Linked DNA regions of Mus musculus: all the other regions are linked to region 1. Evidence: chromatin loops called from intact Hi-C (ENCODE). Cell type or tissue: heart. All regions are shown on one strand. Links, peaks and the distances in the headings refer to the core of each region. The heading gives the core; the rest is flanking DNA.

The links. Peaks named below come from ENCODE experiments on the same cell type or tissue, not always from the same donor. Only the 100,000 strongest peaks of a DNase experiment are listed, where the experiment ranks them.
Region 2: a loop joins it to region 1, with 9 times the contacts of the local background. A loop is called at or near these places in 15 of 42 quality-filtered maps.
Region 3: a loop joins it to region 1, with 3.0 times the contacts of the local background. A loop is called at or near these places in 2 of 42 quality-filtered maps.

What each region holds. Positions count from the first base shown.
Region 1 is chr10:128,624,750-128,629,394 of GRCm38, forward strand. It overlaps Rps26 (ribosomal protein S26), which reads right to left and starts at 1,757. Exons shown (of 4, transcript NM_013765.2): 1 at 1,727-1,757; 2 at 1,314-1,491; 3 at 458-588. The coding sequence starts at 1,729. In heart, for the core only: a CTCF peak has its summit at 2,170; DNase peaks (open chromatin) are centred at 1,722 and 2,092; H3K4me3 peaks cover 2,055 bases; H3K27ac peaks cover 1,946 bases.
Region 2 is chr10:128,563,886-128,568,530 of GRCm38, forward strand. Pa2g4 (proliferation-associated 2G4) reads right to left here and starts at 2,049. Exons shown (of 12, transcript NM_011119.3): 1 at 1,855-2,049. The coding sequence starts at 1,942. Erbb3 (erb-b2 receptor tyrosine kinase 3) reads right to left here. Exons shown (of 28, transcript NM_010153.2): 28 at 3,638-4,645. In heart, for the core only: no CTCF peak of the experiment used is centred there; DNase peaks (open chromatin) are centred at 1,486 and 2,336; H3K4me3 peaks cover 2,972 bases; H3K27ac peaks cover 2,455 bases.
Region 3 is chr10:128,803,216-128,807,860 of GRCm38, forward strand. Tmem198b (transmembrane protein 198b) reads right to left here and starts at 1,232. Exons shown (of 5, transcript NM_178066.3): 1 at 1,018-1,232; 2 at 1-142. The coding sequence starts at 57. Dnajc14 (DnaJ heat shock protein family (Hsp40) member C14) reads left to right here and starts at 2,339. Exons shown (of 7, transcript NM_001359825.1): 1 at 2,339-2,468; 2 at 2,953-4,405. The coding sequence starts at 2,996. In heart, for the core only: CTCF peaks have their summits at 1,007 and 2,404; DNase peaks (open chromatin) are centred at 846, 976, 1,616, 2,276 and 2 weaker places; H3K4me3 peaks cover 4,000 bases; H3K27ac peaks cover 3,112 bases.

The sequences.
Region 1 (4,645 bases), core at 440-4,439:
GGCCAGTGAAACCTCTTTTTTTTTTTCTTTCCGAGACAGGGTTTCTCTGTATAGCCCTGGCTGTCCTGGAACTCACTTTGTAGACCAGACTGGCCTCGAACTCAGAAATTTGCCTGTCTCTGCCTCCCGAGTGCTGGGATTAAAGGCGTGCGCCACCACGCCTGGCTTCCAGCGAGACTTCTTAAAACAAAACAAAACAAAAAAAACCAAACCCACCCACCCATGTAGTTCACAGTAGAGCACTTACCAGCATTAAGTTGAGGACCCAGCACCTCAAACCAAAGAAACCAACCACCACCCACCTAGCATCACTAAAAGTGTTTCAGGTTATGCAAAACAGACAAGCATTTTTAAAATTTAAATGTAGGTCGTAGCTGCCACACAGACTAAATAAGACCTTAATGGATACTTCTCTGGGTAAGACTATGTATGTCCCAAGTTAAAATAATTTACTTACAGCAGGTCTGAATCGTGGTGGGGGTGTTCGGTCCTTCCGGGCCTCGCGGGATCGATTCCTAACAACCTTGCTATGGATGGCACAGCTCACGCAATAATGCAGCTTGACATAGAGCTTGGGAAGCACGTAGGCTGAGAAATCGAGAAGCAGATTAGACAGACGCCCTTTCCTGTGATTCTCTTATTCTATTGGTCAGGATTACCCTAACCTCCAAGTTTTACTGATAAATGACACCCAATGAAAACCAGAGAAACCAACACCACACCCAACATACACCAAGAGTTCAACTCTTGGGCTAGAGGTTGCCACTCAAAAGGCCAAGGCATCCTCAAAGCCAAAGTGGGCCACACAATATGAGAATAGCTCAAGTTAGGGAGTCTCACTCTGCTGGCAGGCCTCATGGTTACTACTGTTAGGTCAAGAAAAAAACAAAACAATGAACAAACAGACAAAAGCCAGCCAGGTGCTGTGGTGCACGCCTTTAATCCCAGCACTAGGGAAGATCTCTTGAGTAGGTCTACACAGTGAGTTCTGAGACGCCAAAAACCAAGTCACAAACTGCCCAAACCAGTCTTTGCCCGTTTTAAAAGCTGTTCAATTTTTTTCAATAACTAAAGAATTATGCTTTTTCAGATTCTCCTAAATAGGCAGTCTCTCACAGGGATGGGATGCAGGGGTTTGGCTACCATGCATGAGCCTCAATCTCCACCCCAAGAGAAAAACCAAGTTAAAACCCCATCATTAGGCCTGCTTACTGTGCCACAAAAGGCACCTTCTCCCCAAGCTGAAGACAACGAGCCATACACACCCTCCTCACTCTTCGTCCCTGTACAAATCACGGCTGTGGCTCACTTACCGTCGAAGACGCTTGCTTCAGATATGTCCCTGACAGCAGCGGCTTCTACAATGTTCCGAATGACAAACTTCTTGATGGCCTTATCCTTGGGCACGCACCGGGCGCAGTTCGTGCAGCGAATGGGCTGCACATGGCCGCGGCCCTTTTTGGCGCGACCGTTGTTTCTTCTTTTTTTGGTCTGAGAATGGAAAGAGACGCTATTGGAAAGGGGGCGAGAATTCAGCCCTTCCTGGCCGGCCGCCGCCCGCAGCCCCGACAGAGACCCGTACAAGTCCCGAGCACGCCAAGTCCGGGCTGGACGGACCCTTTGTCACTTTCTCCTCCAAGACTCTGACTTTCAGGTCCCTACCGTCCATAGATCTACTTCTACCCCAGTACCCAGGCCCGCGCGCTCACCACGCGGCGACACTCACCATCTTGGAGCCAAGACTCGAAAGAGGATCCGGCGGCTTGCCCGACCCGCTTATATAGTACGAGATTCCTACGCTCACGCTGAAAAAAAAAACCCTCAGCGACCTGTAATTCTATTTACTCCCTAGCAGCTATTATGCTCGAATTTACCTAATTACTTAGAGTTTCCTGTGAAATGTAGGGTTGTGATAAGTCCCTAGAAATGGTCTATGACGAAAAATATCAGTGGAACTATTTAACCTTCCGGCGGAAGATTAAAATGTTACATTCCCAAACCAGGAAGTGATTACAAGGCTCTATAACATCCGGTTTACGATAGTTCCAGAGCGGAAGTTATCCAGAATTCGGACGCACACTCCCTAGTGTGGGAGGACAAAAGAGATGCATTGTGGGAGTTGTAGTACGACTTGGAGAGGTTCTCTCTTGCCCGTAGTAGACGGACTAAAGGCGGCGCTAAACCACCTTAAGACGCCATGATTTATTTCTTTGAAATATGTGTTCTAAGTGTAGGAATTAGAAATAGAAGACCTGGGAGAAATAAACCATTTGTAAATGCGTCTTTCCAAATAGAGGCTTCGAGTGTTGGGATTAGGCCACCACGCTGGGCTTGGACCACCATTTTATTTCCAGATCCTATTAACACAGATGAAGCACTGTAGTTAGTACATTGTATGTACCAACACAATTTAACTGATCAAGTCTATCAGATAGTTATTTATTTTGAAACATAGTCAAGTAGTCCAGGCTGACCTGGAACTTATTTGGTTAGCCAAGTGTGACCTTGAATTTCTTTTTCTTTTTTTTTTGATTTTCATTTCCCTAATTGCTAGAGATGAACTTTCTTCTTTTAAGATATTTCTCAGCCAGGCGTGGTGGCGCACACCTTTAATCCCAGCACTTGGGAGGCAGAGGCAGGCGGATGTCTGAGTTCAAGGCCAGCTGGTCTACAAAGTGAGTTCCAGGACAGTCAGGGCTATACAGAGAAACCCTGTCTCGAAAAACCAAAAAAAAAAAAAAAAAAAAAATTTAAAAAAAAAAATAATAAAATAAATAAATAAAAAATAAAAATACCTTTGCGATTTTTCCTTATTCTGGTCAGAATGGCAAAGATCAATGGAACAACTGACAAGAAATGACTGAGAGGATGGGGAGGACTCACTCACTGTTGGTGGGATAGCAATCTGGTATAGTCACTATGGAAATCAGTGTGGAGAACTTTCAAGAGATAAATCTATCACATGACCCAGCCATATCTCTCCTTGGCATATGCCAGAGGGACTCAACATGTTACTCTGCAGATACCTGCTTAGACACGCTCATTGCTGCTCCAAACACAATAGGCAGGAGATGGAACAACCTAAATGTCCTACATCTGACAAACACGTAGTGAAAATGTAGTTCATATACACTGTGGAATGCTGTCCAGCTGTAAACACACACACACACACACACACACACACACACACACACATAAATCATGAACCTTGCAGGTAAATGGATGGAGCTAGAAAAGATCACCCTGAACGAGGTAACCCAGACCTGGAAAGTCACTGTCATTGGAGGCTCTTAGCTGCAAACCTTCAGGTGTGAGTTCACATATCATATATCCTAGAGCAACTGCAGAAGTGGGAGAGTAAAGTGGAACCACTGCCAGGATCGGGGGTTGGGGAGCAGTAGCGGGGGAAGCGGCAGTGTACATGTGACCTGATCAAGGAAATGGGAAGGGAGGTGTTCCTTAGGGAGGAAGATCAAAGTAAATTCCGAAAAAGATTCAAAGAAGGCAAAAGAGACTAGTAGTATACAATTGATCTGATAGGGACGTGGGACCTCTTTAGGGAAAAGGGAGGGAGGTAAATACAGAAGAAGGAAGTGGATGAAATAACAAACATTTCTGCCAGGCAGTGGTGGCACACGCCTTTAGCCCCAGAACTTGGGAGGCAGAGGCAGGTGGATTTCTGAGTTCGAGGCCAGCCTGGTCTACAGAGTGAGTTCCAGGACAGCCAGGGCTACACAGAGAAACCCTGTCTCAAAAAAACCAAAAAGAAAAAAACAAACATTTCTGTAAAAAGCCACAAAAAATTATACTGCATTACCTACTTACCAAGAAACCCTATAATACACATCAACCCATGAATAAATACACACATATATTTTTAATGCATCTTCTCACCGGGGCTGATGGTGCTCCCTCTGAGAGCTAAAGACCACCCAACGAAACCCCAGTACCAAACAATACCAAAAAGAGAATCCATCTTTTGAGGTGTTGGCCAGGGTTGTCCAAGAGACTCTCAAGCATGCAGCAGCCTCTTCCTGTTGCCCTTGGTTATCTCTGAGATGGAAGGTATGTTCCTGCTATTTCTGAATACAGGAAGCATGTCAGAAGCAAGGCCCAGAGACCCCTGAGGTGGAACTGACCTGAATATTTCCTCCCTGAAATCTAGCTTTCCTGGTACCAGAGGGCACCATCTGAGGGAGTCAACCTAAAGTTCTCCTGCTATGATCCCACTAACCACATCAATGACCAGCATGGCATATAACCCTAAGGTGCAGTAGTGGCACACATATTTTCACAGTAACCAACAACTCTCTGGTTGGACTTAAGAACCAGTCAGTGAGGGGCTGGAGAGATGGATCAGGGGTTAAGAGCACTGACTGCTTTTCTGAAGCTCCTGAGTTCAAATCCCAACAACCACATGGTGGCTCACAACCATCCGTAAGGAGATCTGGCACCCTCTTCTGGAATGTCTGCAGACAGCTACAGTGTACTTACATATAATAAATAAACAAATCTTTAAAAAAACCAAAAGAACCAGTCAGTGAGAGGGGGACCATGGAAAGCTAGTTAACTACTCAGTGCTAGTGAAGCCATGGCTATTGGAGGAGAAGCTACTACAAATTCTTCTTCTTCTTCTTCTTCTTCT
Region 2 (4,645 bases), core at 390-4,389, 61 kb before region 1:
CCCTGACTGTCCTAGAATTCAGCGTAGACCTGCCTGCCTCTGTCTCCCCACACATGTGCTGGCACTGAAGGTGAGCCCACCACACCCTGCTCTACTTCCTACCTTCCCTTCCAAAAATAAGGTCAGCACCAGCTTCTCTCCTCTCCATGATTTGACACTTAGGCCTTAGGCCTCACACATCCCAAAGATGCTGTGGCAACCCACTCCACACACACAAACAGACCAAAAGACATTTATAGGCGTCGGGGACAATGGGGAGGTAGAGAACTGCTGAGTCAAAGTTGAAGCATTGTTAAATGTTACCTCCGTCCCTCCCCAGACACAAAGTAGTAATCATAATTTATGTGGCTGTATTTCCCCATGTCTAAGTATATAAGCCCAGGGGAATTAACCTAAGGTCTTAAAGATTCAGAGGGCTAAAACTTTACTTCCAGTATATCAAGATCACATGTAACCAGTTTCAAAACTATTATCTGAAGTTGCCTGTGGGGTTGGAGATTCTGTCTGATTCAAACCAACAGCAAATACTAAAACATCACCCCAAATAAGGTTATCATTTTGTGTATGTCTTTATGATCATGGGAATTCTAGGTTTGATGATTTCTTATGTGTTTTATTCTCTGGATTCCAGAGGAACTAAGATGTAACCAAAGACACCCTAAATACCTTCTTCCAAGTATTTTGTCAAGTCCATTCTAAAGGCCTAAGGCAGTTTTTTTTTTTTCCTCAAGACAGGGTTTCTCTGAAACTCAGAAATCCGCCTGCCTCTGCTCCCCAAGTGCTGGGATTAAAGGCGTGAGCCACCACTGCCAAGTCTAAGACAGTTTTTATCAAGTGAATTTTAATTTTTAAAATGTTAAAGAGCCGGGCATGGTTACACACACCTTTAATCCCAGCACTCTGGAACGCTGAGGTGGGCGGATCTCTCAGGCCAGCCTGGTCTAAGGGAGTACCAGGACAGCCAAAGCTACACAGAAAGCCCCAAAAATAAGGGGGTAAGGGAGGGAAAGAACTGGAAAGAGAAAACAGTAAAGTTATCTGTCCAAGTGGCAGACAACTGTTAGGAGAGTAAAGATCATTTAAGAAATGCTTATAATCCTAAAATCCGTGTCTCTCTCCACTTCTTTTCAGTATTATAGACAGGCTTGCCCAGCTGTCTAAGCAGAACCTCAAAACACTGTAGAGGCTCTAGGAACAAATATTAAAGGCCGCCTTCAAAAACCGGAGCAGTGGTCATACAGGAAAGCCAGGTTGTTTTAGAAGCTCCAGAAGTGTCTTCCAACGGCCCCTCGAGCTAGGTCAAGGGGCGAAGGGGGTCCCCACTAAGAAGACCTGAAGTAAAGACTTTAGCAAAGCACGTGGTGGGGAAGCACGGTAGGAGAGGAAGTGGGGAGCCATCGATCCGCACACAGGGACCTGGCAACACGTGCCGGCTCAGCTCCCGCGGGTCAAGAGCCGCGACTGGCAGAGGGGCGCTTCCGTCGCCAACAGCTGGCCGCTTCCTTTTCGAGGTGGCCTCACTGCTGCCAGTCGGGAGCATAGATCCGGACAGACCGAAGGGTATGGGCAGAAGACGACGCGCCTTGCCTCCTTACCAACCGCCCAGGGTCGGAGCATGCCTGGGCCCCTCTCTGTACTCCTCGCGGTCGCCGGCCCGCACCTCCACTCTCCAGCCCAGGCATGGCTGCTCAGTCCCCAGGGCGACACCAGATCTCCCCACCACGTCGCCCCCGGCAGTCGGCACGCGCCCCTCGGTGGCTCACTCGGCAAGACCCAGACGCCACAGCCCTCCGGAGAGAGCCCCAAACCTCTCCCTCTCAGCCTCGACTCCAAGACCCCCGAGGCCGCACTCACGGTTGGCGATGTCGCCCCCCATCTTATACTTGGTCACGACCAGGTCCTCGGCGATAGTTTGCTCCTGCTGCTCGTCTTCGCCCGACATCTTCCTACTGCTACTACTGCAGCTTCACTTTCCCTGAGCTGCGGCCTCCGTCTCCCTTCCCAGCCACAGGCTGTAGCTAGAGTCTCTTCGATCCGCGAGGAAAGCGCGAGCAAGCAAGGGAGCGGGAGGGCGGGCAGAGAGAGCGAGAAGCTGCGAGCGCGCGGGCTGAGGCGCAGGGCACACTGGGACAATGAGTCCTGCTGTCGGCCAGTTCCCAGCCGCCCTCGCGGGCTCTAGAACTACAATTCCCAGCCTGCTCCTCGCGCCCGTCCGCCAGGCCCTGGGAGGACTTGCCTTCCCAAGTCTGCGCACGCCGGAATCGCCGGGCACGCTGGGAAGAGTCTGGCCCCGGCGGGAAGGCGGAGCCGTTGGGGAGCTTGAGGGAAAGCGTGGTCTCTCCGGGAAAAACCTCTCATTCACGCCGACCCTGAGCTCGTAACAGCGAGGGGCGGGCCAAGCGGGGAGGGGTGGAGCTACAGGGAGAAAAGGGTTGAGAGGCCGCTGGGCAGGGTGGAACAGGGTGGAGCCTGGAGCCATAGGACTAGGGTCAGTGGGTGTGTGTGTACGTTTTGGGCGGTTGTCCCGTGCGCGTAGCCTTGGATTCCCCTGTCGGCCGGCGCGACCGGCCTGGCTGGTCAAATCCTCCAGTGCTGGGATAACCTCTGGGAGGGGCTGAGCGGAGGTGGAAGTCCTAGGGTGCTGGAAGCGAGCACTAACTGGACAGTCTGGGTGATTATACATGTACCATGGCCTGCTAATAGAAAAAGGCCAGACTTCCTACTAGACTAGAATAAAATAGCACTATTGTTCCAGCCGTGGTTTTTGATGGGGGCCATCTAAGGGAAACGTTTATGAGGGATTTGGTCACTCTTAAGAGTTCTGAATCGCCGGGATGAGGTGGCGCACGCAAAGGCAGGCAGATTTCTGAGTTGGAGGCCAGCCTGGTCTACAGAGTGAGTTCCAGGACAGCCAGGGCTATATGGAGAAACCCTGTCTCGAACAAAAAAAAAAAAGTTCTGCATCATTTCAAGTTTTCAGTACCCAACCTGTGTAGGAAAAAATAAAAACAACCCAAGGCTTGCTTGAGCTTTTTCATTTTCTCCCAACAATCAGGGGGTTAGGGTTTTGTTCCTAATTGTTTACACTTTTGTTCCTTTGTAGGGATCCCCAGTAAAAAACCCTTTAGTAGAAAGGACTAGAAATGCAAAGCCGGGCACTGGTGGTGCACGCCTTTAATCCCAGCATTTGAGAGGCAGAAGTAGTCGGATTTCTGAGTTCGAGGCCAGCCCGGTCTACAGAGTGAGTTCCAGGACAGCCAGGGCTACACAGAGAAACCCTGTCTCGAAAAAACAAACAAAAGAAAAAGACTAGAATGCAAACAGGGTCTGGAGAAATAACCTGGTTGGTATAACCTGGTATCCTTGCAGAGGGAAGGGAGTTCCCAGAACATTACAGTCACCTGTAACTCTTAGCACTGTGTAGTTGGCCTCTGTGGGCATTGCACTCACGTGCACATAACACCATTCCCAAACTCCCACTCTCTCACATACCCATAATTAAAATCTTAGAACAAATCAAGATTGGTTACATTACTTGTGACAGAATGTCAGAAGCAGAGAAAGCCACCCATTGTTAAGAAGCAAAGAAAAGGGATGGTCATGTGTACTTTCCACTTGACAGGAATCCACAAAAACAAACAAAAAAACTCTGACATTTTTATTTAGACACGTATAAAAACAAAACAAAAAAACTTTAATGGTACAAGAAGACATTCCCCCCAGTTCCCATCCAGGAAGACTTGAGGTTTGAAGATGGATCCTCTTTCTATCCCACCAGAAGTTTATCACTACTGGTTGAGAACAGCTCCCAAAATAGGAGTCTTGGAACCTTTGCGAATTGGCTTGTAATGAGTGTGTATCTGCAACGTAAATGGCCTGCAGCTTACACAAAAATGTCTAGTTACTTGTCCTGTGTCATCTCCACTCCTTCCTGAGATGAGAGGCCTGGGTGCTGGAGGAAAACGTGGCTGGCTGCATTTGCTTGATTCAGTGCACCAACAAACGGAGTCTGGAAGCTCACACATGTAGCCACAGCCTTTGAGAGGTGAAGATGGGATTGCTGTGTGTGGAGTTGAAGGCCATCCTGGGCTACACAGTTGCAGGCCAGTCGCCAGGCCCGGCTTTACACACACACACATACACTTTATAGTTAAATCACAGGCATGGGAATTGGGAGGATTTTGAATCCTGGACCTGTGGCTTTGCTTCTTCAAGGCTCAATTCCCCATTTTCTGAGGTTTTGCTGTCCACAGTTTTAGTAACCTGTGGTCAACTGTCATCTGAAACATGCTGAGTGACAAGTTCCTGAAATAAATAATCCTTACAGTTTACATAGTACCCATTCTGAATAGCACGATGAAATCACAGCCGGCCTCTCCTGTTCCACTTGGTAGATGAATCATCTCTGCCTGGTACACCCGCACTGAATAACCTATTTGCTCTTGAGCCACTTAATTACCTGCCTGGTTATTAGATTGACTGACAGATCTCATAGTACTTGTGCTCAAAGACCCTCATCTTACCTAAGAATGGGCCCAAAGGGCAAGTCCTGCTATTAATTCAAATGTGTCAAAGAAATGGTTTTTTGTTTGAGAAAAGGTGGAAATTCTTGACTTCACGGGGGGGGGGGTTGTAATGTCTATAA
Region 3 (4,645 bases), core at 390-4,389, 180 kb after region 1:
TTGGTTAAAGGGCCTTGGGTGAGATGTTATAGTCAGAGGCAATGAGGCTTTTTCCATGGTAGAAGAGAAGGTGGTCACAGAATGGAAGGTTAGAGAAATCTCCTTTCATCCATCCATAGCTAACTGGCAGGGGCTGGTAAACCTGGAAGAGAATAGAAAGCAGAAACCACAAATCTTGGGGATTCTGTACTTCCATTTCTTTTGAAAAAATGACTTGTTCCAACTAAAAAGCAATTCCTCTCATCTGCAGTTGGAATTCAATACTAAGCCCGGTTGAACCAGACCGAGTAGGGTTAATAACGTGGGAGAGGAAGGAAGAGGAGAGGATGAGTCACCTTAGGGTCTCAGAACAACTGCTTACCACCCTGAAGGGCTGAGGAGAGCAAAGGGGTGGGATTGCTTCCTTAGACCTCCAGCTTCATCCAGCTCCCAGAGGTCCTAGGCACGGGGGTGGCCATCGGCTCCCCAGGCCTGGAGTTGCTCTCTAAACTCCTGAAAGTCGGAGCCCAAAACCTGTAAGCTAAATGCAACCCCCAAGGAAGAAAGGGAACAGACATTTAAAAGTTTCAAATAAGGACTTAAAGAGTCACCCAGTCAGCCTCTGTCCGGATTTTGAAGTCTTGGCTTCATGCCGAGATGGAGTGGTTGGGGAAAGCCGAATACAGCCAGTCCAAATCCCATCGCCCTACATGGAGTAAGCAGGCGCCTTGCCCACAGATAATCTCCTCACATCTTGGTATCCACTTGCTACTAGCCTCAGACTCACACGGGAATTGTTCCACCCACCCTCTCATCCAGGCACGCCTGGGCTGCCAATGGGATTTGATGCTGATCCTGAAGGATCACTGACGATGAGAGGTTGGCATTGCGGGAGTAGGGTGGTGCGGATGCACTTTCCTTCTGCCGTCTTTAGGGTACTGAGGCTGAAGGACTGGAGACCTCCCGGGGCTCTTCTCAATCGCTTAAGAGTTTGGGACGCAAAACAAGGAGAGACCAGGAAGGGTGTTAACTACTCACCACCCTGCAGGGCTGAGGAGAGCAAAGGGGTGGAATTGCTTTCCTAGACCTCCAGCTTCATTCCAGCCCAGAGGTCCTAGGCACACGGGTGGCTGTTGGCCGCAGGCACCCCCTTGGGCTACTGTGCTCTGTTGCTCCCTAAACTCAGGCAAGTCGGAGCCCAAACCCAGGGAGCTAAATGCAATTAGCTTGGGGGCGGGGGTGTGTGTGGGGGAAGGAGACAGGGAGTGTGTATGGGGTGGGGGGGGGGGAGGATGACATCACGGGGCGGGCCCCCTCAATCTTTACCTCTGTCTGTGGGGGAACCCAGGCTACCCACTTCTCTAATCTAGGAGGAGGGACGCCCCCTAACCATAGCAATGAAGAGTTTTGTGACGCCCATCAAGACTAAGACGGAAGGTCTCTGAATGCTAAGGAGATTAATTACCAACTTAACGTTTTCAAAGCCCAAATAGGGTCCCAAAGCACCCGCTGGTCCAACTTGGTTTCTTCCACTTCCCAGAGAATTGGAGTATTGTCTTCTGGGGAACCGGGTGGTCGGGAGCCGGAGAAGGGTTTTTAACTAGTGCTGGGTGGGGGTGTTCATGGGTGGAAAAAAAAACTTGTGGAGCAAGACGGGCCTGGCAGGGACACTGGCAGAACTGTAAGGCTTTAAAGGAGTGCAGACGAGAGGTTCCATCAGGGTCTGCGTAGGGGTTGGGGAGCGTGCTGGCTTCGACCCAAAGCTTACTATGTAAATGAGATGCAAAGCAGCACGCAGATGAGTGCGGGGTTCTGTTACGCTGGACTAGGTTCTGAGCTCCGTGGAACCAGGTACCCCTAGCCGCATTCCCTGGCCCGGCCCTTACGCCGCGTTCACAGGGGGCGGATCGGCGGCGTGGAAGCTCGCCAGTTGGGTCCAGGAGAAGTGTCGCGTCTCTTTAGGGGGCTAGCTAGTCCGGGACACACACTTCTCCGCAACCTCTTGGCTGGACAGCCGACAGGGAAGGGTCTGGGCGAGCAGGGTCGCTGGCTCCTCTGCGTGCCCTGGGTGTCTGTCTGCACGCCAAAGACGGTGTGTGCTTCGGCAGCCGCCCTTCATCTCCGTTTCAGCAGCGACGACGAGGAGTACAGTTCGCAGGCTTCAGCTCGCTTACGGCGGGACCTGCGTGGAGGCGGAGGGCCCTTTAAGGGGTGGGGCCGGATGCTCTAGCACCGCCTCCTCGATTGACTCCGCGCCCGCCGCGCAAGTGAGAGCCTCGGCTAAGCGCTTTTCTCTTCCCTTCGCGACCTTTTCCCCCCCCCCGGTGACCCCGGAAGTGGAAGTAAGCGGCCGTGGCGGGGACGGAAGGCGGAAGCGGAGCGTGAGCGGGAGGCGGAGCCGGGGGAGCTGCTCCTGTAGCTCCCCCTGGCAGCTCCCCCTGGCCTCAGGCGCAGCTGCTTGAGGAGGGAGGAGTTACCGCTGCTGCTCGGTACGTCGCCTTCGCCCCTGGTACCCCGTCGGTGGGTTCTCGGGTAATCTTTTGCAGGGGCACCTCGAAGCTCCGCCCTCAGCTTTTCCTCTAGCCCTGCACGGTCCCCACCCTTTTCTGACAGATTGCGGCCTCCCTCTTTCAGGCAGTCTTTTTTTTTTTTCCTAAGAGTTACCCCCCCACCCCCCCGCCGCCCCGACCACACCCTTTGCGGCACCCCCCCTCCCCCCCATTTCTCAGATTGAAGATTGTTAGCTTCTTGGAGGAAGAAGAAAAAAAAATTAAGATTTCGGGAGTAAGGGGGTTTCTGAGGTCCGGGTTGGTGCAAGCAGGTTTGTGGTCTGCCTAACTCACGTTTATTGTTAGGGATAGCGAATTTGAGCTAACACTGCCTGGGGAGTGGGTACATTGAATATGTCATTTTGAGATTGTTTAACTCTTGGTTCTATCCTTGACCATTCCCAACTTGATATCTTTGTTACAGGCAATGATGGCAGTGACCTAAAATCCTCAGGAAGCCCGGGGTCATGGCCCAGAAGCACCCGGGAGAAAGAAGGTTGTGTGGAGCCCACCGCAGTGGTGGTACCTCCCTCAGTACATCAGGATCCTCTGTGGACCCCGAAATACTTTCATTCTCAGGACTCAGGGACTCAGCAGAGACTGCTCCTAATGGTACACGATGCCTCAAAGAGCACTCCGGCCCTAAGTACACACAGCCTCCAAATCCAGCCCACTGGTCAGATCCAAGCCATGGTCCTCCAAGGGGTCCAGGACCACCTAGAGGAGGAGGCTACCCTGATGAGAGCGAGACAGGTTCAGAAGAGTCAGGAGTGGACCAGGAACTCTCAAGAGAGAATGAGACTGGGTACCAGGAGGATGGGAGTCCTTCTTTTCTTTCCATTCCATCTGCTTGTAACTGCCAGGGAAGCCCTGGAGTCCCCGAAGGAACTTACTCCGAGGAAGGAGATGGCTCTTCTAGCAGCCTTTGCCACCATTGCACCTCTCCAGCCTTGGGGGAAGATGAAGAGTTGGAAGAAGAATATGATGATGAGGAACCTCTTAAATTTCCCAGTGATTTTTCACGTGTGTCCAGTGGAAAGAAACCCTTGTCCCGGAGGCAGAAGCACCGTTTTCTGATCAAGGAGGATGTTCGGGATAGTGGACGCAGAGAACCCAAGGCCCCAGGTCGTCATCGGCTGGCCCGAAAAAGAAGTCAGACAGATAAGCGCAGAGGCCTGGGACTGTGGGGAGTAGAGGAACTATGTCAGCTTGGACAAGCAGGCTTCTGGTGGCTGATTGAACTTCTGGTATTGGTGGGAGAGTATGTGGAAACCTGTGGCCATCTCATTTACGCATGCAGGAAGCTGAAAGGCAGTGACCTGGACCTTTTTCGAGTCTGGGTGGGGGTCTGGGCCAGGAGACTGGGGGGCTGGGCCCGCATGATGTTCCAGTTTCTAAGCCAGAGCTTCTTCTGTGTGGTGGGGCTGCTCATCCGTATTCTTAGGGTAGTGGGTGCTTTCCTACTCCTGGCTCTCGCCCTCTTTTTGGGATGTCTACAATTGGGCTGGAGGTTTTCGGTGGGACTGGGCAACCGGTTAGGCTGGAGGGATAAGACCGCTTGGCTGTTCTCTTGGCTGGGTTCTCCAGCCTTGCATCATTGCTTGACTCTGCTGAAAGATAGCAGGCCATGGCAGCAGCTGGTAAGGTTAATACAGTGGGGCTGGCAGGAGCTGCCCTGGGTCAAACAGAGGACTAAGAAACAGGGCAATGCACCTGTAGCTAGCGGGCGATACTGCCAGCCTGAAGAGGAAGTGACCCGACTCTTGACCATGGCTGGGGTTCCTGAAGATGAACTAAACCCTTTTCATGTGCTGGGGGTTGAAGCTACAGCATCCGACACTGAACTAAAGAAGGCCTATAGGCAGCTAGCAGTAATGGTGAGTATCCTTTGCTGCTTCCTGTTGCTCTTTCCCCATATTTTCTGTTCCAGTTTTTAGGGAGTGTAGAGTCAAGGGAAGGTGAAGGATTTCCTTTCTTTGTTTTGTTTTTGAGTTAGGGTTTCACCTTGTAGACAGACTAACCTGGAACTCATGATTTCTCCTGGCTCCATCTGTGAGTGCTGTGACTTACAGGTTTTGCCACTATACCTAGCTAAGGGTAGCATTCTTGGGAAAGAG